Regions from separate parts of the Homo sapiens genome. Here region 2 is linked to region 1. Evidence: chromatin loops called from intact Hi-C (ENCODE). Cell type or tissue: endothelial cell of umbilical vein. All regions are shown on one strand. Links, peaks and the distances in the headings refer to the core of each region. The heading gives the core; the rest is flanking DNA.

The links. Peaks named below come from ENCODE experiments on the same cell type or tissue, not always from the same donor. Only the 100,000 strongest peaks of a DNase experiment are listed, where the experiment ranks them.
Region 2: it touches region 1 in a loop (2.7-fold over the local background); 2 of 110 quality-filtered maps call a loop at or near these places.

What each region holds. Positions count from the first base shown.
Region 1 is chr2:169,788,816-169,791,728 of GRCh38, forward strand. It overlaps the pseudogene CYB5AP2. Among named protein-coding and RNA genes, the nearest start is that of SSB, 8.6 kb to the right of the region's middle. RefSeq lists an enhancer at 709-1,388. In endothelial cell of umbilical vein, for the core only: a CTCF peak has its summit at 1,275; a DNase peak (open chromatin) is centred at 1,206.
Region 2 is chr2:169,363,144-169,366,056 of GRCh38, forward strand. No RefSeq gene overlaps it. Among named protein-coding and RNA genes, the nearest start is that of LRP2, 2.1 kb to the left of the region's middle. RefSeq lists an enhancer at 1-509. In endothelial cell of umbilical vein, for the core only: no CTCF peak of the experiment used is centred there; a DNase peak (open chromatin) is centred at 1,508; H3K4me3 peaks cover 1,143 bases; H3K27me3 peaks cover 710 bases.

The DNA of each region.
Region 1 (2,913 bases), core at 315-2,814:
AAAAAATCTCATTCTAGGCAGGGCACAGTAGCTCACACCTGTAATCCCAGCACTTTGGAAGACCAAGGTGGGAGGATTGCTTGAGGCCAGGAGTTCATGACCAGCCTGAGCAATACAGTGAGACTCTGTCTCTACAAAAGAATTTAAAAATTATCTGGGTATGTGTGGTAGCATGAGCCTTGTAGTCCCAGCTACTCTGGAGGCTAACTAAGATGGGAGGATCACCTGAGCCCAGGAGTTCAAGGCTGCAGGAAGCCATGATCATACCACTGCACTCCAACCTGGGCAACAGAGCTAGACCTTGTTTCAAAAAAAAAAAAAAAGCTATTTTTTAAAATTTGGATAACCATTCTAGAATTAGAATTAGACGTGGTAACAATCTTTTCAACAAATTTTGCTGGAGCAATTATTGTTCATCCATATAGAAAAAGAAGGAACTTTGCCATCTGCCTTATATTATGCCCCAAAATTAATTTAACATGAATCATACAACTAAATGTGAAAATAAAACAATACAGATTCTAAAAGAAATTAGGGGAGAATATCTCTGAACATTTGGAGTAGGCAATGATTTTTTAAATGCAACATAAAAAGCACTAATTATCCAAAGATACCAATAGGAGAGTGAAAAAGAAAGCCGTAGACTGGGGGGAAGAAATCCACAATTCCTACATCTGATGTAACCTTCATATCCAGATTCATATAAAGAATCCTAATTGATAAAATTGGAAGAATTGATAAAATTGGTAATCCTAATTGATAAAATTGGAAGCATCCTAATTTATAAAAATCCTAATTGATAAAATTGGTAAAAATTAATTAAAAACACACACTTTTTTTTTTTAAGAGACACATCTGGCTAATTTTTAAATTATTTTTTGTAGATTCAAGGTCTGGGTCTCACTATGTTGCCCGGGCTGGTCTCAAACTCCTGGCCTCCCAAAGTGCTGGGATTACAGTCGTGAGCCACCGCTTCTGGCCAACTCTCACAATCTTTAAATGGGCAAGGCCCTGAACAAAGGAGGACATCAAATGGCAAATGTGCATCTGAAAAGGTGCTTAACATTGTAAATCAAGGAAATGCAAATTAAAGGCGCAATGAGATACCACCACACCACCATGTGGCCAAAATTTAAGAGAATGACAGACCGGCTGCCCCGCCTCTGGCAGGGGTCCCTGGTGCGGGCGGGGAATGTCCCCGACGGAGCTTGATGAGAGGCGCACGCTGCTGGCAGGGCACCGCTGTGTGAGCTGGGACTGGCTCGCAGCCCTCCGAGATGGCCCAGCAGTCGGACAAGGCCGTGAAGTGCTGCGCCCTGGAGGAGATTCAAAGCACAATCATAGCAAAAGCACCTGGGTGTACGATTTGACCAAATTCCTGGCAGAGCATCCTGGTGGGAAAGAAGTCTTAAGGGAATAAGCTGGAGAGATGCTACTGAAAACTTTGAGGATGTCGGGCACTCTACAGATGCCAGAGAATTCTCCAAATCATAAATCATTGGGGTTTCATCTGGATGACAGATAAAGTTAACTAAGCCTTCAGAATTTTTTTTTTTTTTTTGAGACGGAGTCTCACTCTGTTGCCCAGGCGGGAGTGCAATGGCACGATCTCAGCTCACCGCGACCTCCGCCTCCCAGGTTCAAGCGATTCCCCTGCCTCAGCCTCTCGAGTAGCTGGGATTACAGGTGCGCACCACCATGCCTGGCTAATTTTTGTATTTTTTAGTAGAGACTGGGTTTCACCATGTTGGTCAGGCTGGTCTCGAACTCCTGACCTCGTGATCCGCCCACCTTGGCCTCCCAAAGTGCTAGGATTACAAGCGTGAGCTACTGCGCCCAGCCTTTTTTTTTTTTTTTTTTTCCTTCAAGAGATGGTTTAGCTCTATGTTGTCCAGGCTGGTTTCCAACTCCTGAGCTCAAGGGATCCCCCTGAGTGGTTGGGACTACTGGCATGCACCACTGGAAACCCTTATTACTACTGTTGACTTTAATTCCAGTTAGTGGACTAGTTGAGTGATCCCAGCCATCTCAGCACTGGCCAAAGCCTTCCTGTGTTACCTCTACATGTAGGCAGGAGACTAAATAGCTTTTCAGAAGCCAATGAAAGAAAAGACTGCTTCGGATTAGGGAGAAAGAAGCCAGTGTTAATTAACTATTTCAACTGTCAGCAGCCTTCATCTGAAAGAATAATTTTTAATGTGTCTCTCTTTCCTCCTACACTAGAAACAGGAGTAATTGTTCGATTCTTTCTAAAACTTTTCTTTCTTTTCTTTTCTTTTTTTTTTTTTTTAGACGGAGTCTCGCTCTCGCCCAGGCTGGAGTGCAGTGGCGCGATCTCGGGTCACTGCAAGCTCCGCCTCCCAGGTTCACGCCATTCTCCTGCCTCAGCCTCCCGAGTAGCTGGGACTACAGGCGCCCACTACCATGCCTGGCTAGTTTTTTTGTATTTTTAGTAGAGACTGGGTTTCACCGTGTTAGCCAGGATGATCTGAATCTCCTGACCTCGTGATCCGCCCGCCTCGGCCTCCCAAAGTGCTGGGATTACAGGCGTGAGCCACCGCGCCCGGCCTTTCTAAAACTTTTCAAGTGTGCATTTTTATTCACCAACTTTATTTTGTGTCTTCACTACGTAGTTTACTTATTGTAAGCATGTACTTATTGTAAGCATGTACTTATTTTGTCTCTTCGCTACGTAGTTTACTTATTGTAAGCATGAGCTTTTAATATTAATATTATATGTGGCTTAGAGTGGAATAATGGACACTGGAGATTACAAAAGGTGGGAGGGTGAGAGCAGGGGTGAGGACTGAAAAATTACCTATTGGGTACAATGTTCACTATTTAGGTGATGGATGCACTAAAAGCCCAGGCTTCACCGCTACGTAATATGTACATGTTGCACTGGTACTCCCT
Region 2 (2,913 bases), core at 207-2,706, 430 kb before region 1:
AAAAATGAAGGAAAGAGAAAGAAAGGGAAAGAGGCGGGGGTAGGGAAGGGAAGGAGTAAAGAGCCTGCTGGATGGAGATCTGTGACCTTCATTCCTGGCCTGATCTCTCTAGGCTCCTTCGGATATCTTGGTTTCCCCTGATAGGATACAGGCTGCTGAGATGGGGTGCTTTGTGTTTTTACAAATTAGAGAGGGAGGTGGATCTTTGTTGGGGAGGTTGGATCCTTATTTAGCAATTATTCAGCACCACATCTACAGGTGTCATGGCCAGATCGTGCTTCTTACAAGTCTGCTCATTTTGAAGCAAAATTGAAAAAGAGCGAACGTCTTCTCCATGGTTCCGGTACCCTTTTATAAGAAGGAGAAACACGAGAGGTTCAGGGAACCCCTAGCCTCCCTTCTTTGGGGCCGCTTTGGACAGGCTGGCAAGGGGCCCGGAAGCCAAAAGCACAAGTGGCCTTACACCCGCCCTCAGCGCACGTCCTCAGCCTGTACGTGACATCAGAGCCCACAGGGAGGGGTAAAAAAGGAGGGTTGATGCAAGTTATTTCCCGGTGGTGGGAACCCTGTGTGAGAAGGGGCTGTTTGCGGGCCTGAGGCCATCCCATCATCTCCAGCTCCAGCCCCTGAACCAGCGCGGCAGCTAGTCCCAGGCTCCGGATCCTGGTCCAAGAAGTCAGGAGCCCTTTCCCTCCAGCGAAGGGGCCGTGACGCATGGAGGAGACAGCCCTGAACGCACGTGGTCGCTGGACAGGTTCCCGCTGCCTCCCTTCCCCAGGGGCGAGAACCTGCCAATTACTGCCAGCCCCTTTCCCCGGGGCACAGGTCGTCCGGGGCTCTGCTGACCCCAACAGTCCGGATCGCGTAGCTTCCGTGGGCTGCAGTGGTAGGCGCAGCTTTAGGTGTGGGGGCTAGGGGAGGGAAAGGATAGGTGTTACTTTGGAAAGACAAAAAGAGATAAATAGACACAAAAAGAGAAAACTTAGGCTTAAAGAAAAAAAGGTGGAGCGGGCAGCGTTGTGGGAAAGAGTGGGAGAGATTCCTGGATTGGGAAATCCAGAGGTCTGTGCTCTGGCCAAAGTCACTGGTTCTCTATTTGCCTCCCTGCATAGTGTTGGGCGCTGTGCGGCGCGGAGGAGACAGGACTGGGGACAGGAGAGCCGGGGTCTGGGGAGGGAGGGGGCGACCGGACCGGAGCGGGAGGAGGGAGGCGGCGAGGGGGCTTGATGCTGCACTCCAGTCTTCGCGGGTGATTTATGCCGGTTCCGGGCGGCCGAGGCGATGGTACGAGACCGCGCCGGGGTCAAGCCGGTCCGACGCCCGCTGGGGCCGCGCTGCATAGTCAATGAGCGTCCCCGCACCTCCGACTTACAAAGAGCGGCCGCCGGCTGGCGGGAGGGAGGAGCGCGAGTGCGGGAGGGGCTGGGCTCCCTCCAGTGCGCCCGTGGGCGCGCAGGCGCGAGCGTGTGTGTGTGTGTGTGTGTGTGTGTGTGTGTGTGTGTGTGTGTGTGTGTGTGTGTGTGCCCTTTCACTGTAGCAGCCAGGGCTCCAAACATTCCTTTCTGTACTGAAGAGTTCCTCAATTGTTGTTGTCTTTGTGCTCCAGTGTTGCCAACTTACTGGAATTCCTGACGTGGTTGCACAGCAGGGCTCAGGCTGACCGTACTAGCCAGCTGCGTTTGTGTATGGGGCCGACCCCGCCGTTAATCCCAGAATAACGCAGAAGAGGGGAAAGGAGGGAGGGAGAACGGGAGGTAGGAGAGCAGAAAAGGGGTAGGGATGGGGGACCACCTAGCGGAGCACAGCCCATCATTCGCAGCACTCTGTATGTGGACCCACACACTTTTCCACTAGAATAACCCATTTTCTCAATGCAATCCCCAATTCGTGACGTTTGAAAACAGCCTGCACCATGCACGTGTTTATCTCTGGCATCCATACCTGAGAATGCCTGTTACTAGATTGGGGTGATTAAATCTATGGACCAGTATCTGGGAAAGCCCAGGTTAATTCAGTTGCAATTTAAGCCAGCAGTGTTTCTCTATAATGCAAAAAGATAATTTCTTTAGTTTTCACATTTCTCTCTCCATATATGTATATAGGACTTTTCAGAGCAGTCAACCGAAAGAGACAGGTGAAAGTGAAACCAAGAAGCTTCAGCACCACCATTGCCCCAGAAGCCAAGCTGAAATTTACATCATTCTTGACTCCTTCTTTTTTCCACCCCCATTGCCAATCAATCATGAAATTCTGTTACCTCAAATTTATCAATCCACTCATCAATCTAAATTATAGGGAGAGCCTTAGAATGAGCTCCTTGCTATCAGTTTTGCCCCCTCCCATCTACTTTCCATTTGGCAACCAGACAATTCAACTTGGTAGTTCTATCAAACTAGTGCTTGCAAACAGAGGTAATTACTTTTTAGAGGGTAATGAAATCAATTTAGCAGGTCAAGGCAAGAATTATATTCAAATGAAATATAACAACATAGAAACCAAAATAACTTTCATGTGGAAAAGATATGTATAACTTTATAACACTACTGTTTCTGTGTGTGTGTGTGTGTGTGTGTATGTGTGTGTTTCCTCCTGAGTGCCTCCTGAGTTTCCTCCTGAGAGCCAACTGCCCCCTGAACAGCTCCAATCCAATGTCCTAAGGCCTCAAACTCAGCAGGATGGAGCCCAAACCAATACACACACACACACACACACACACACACACACACACTGTGTCGCCATGTAAAATATATTTCTCATATGCATCTCAGCCAAAAAAGTTTAAAGTATCTCCCCACAAATTACTTATTCATTAAAAAGGGAAAAAGTGACTTTAAGCAGAAAAATATGTCAGATATTTTAATATGTTTCATTATTATTTAAATATGATAAAGTCAACAGACCAAAAGATAACTG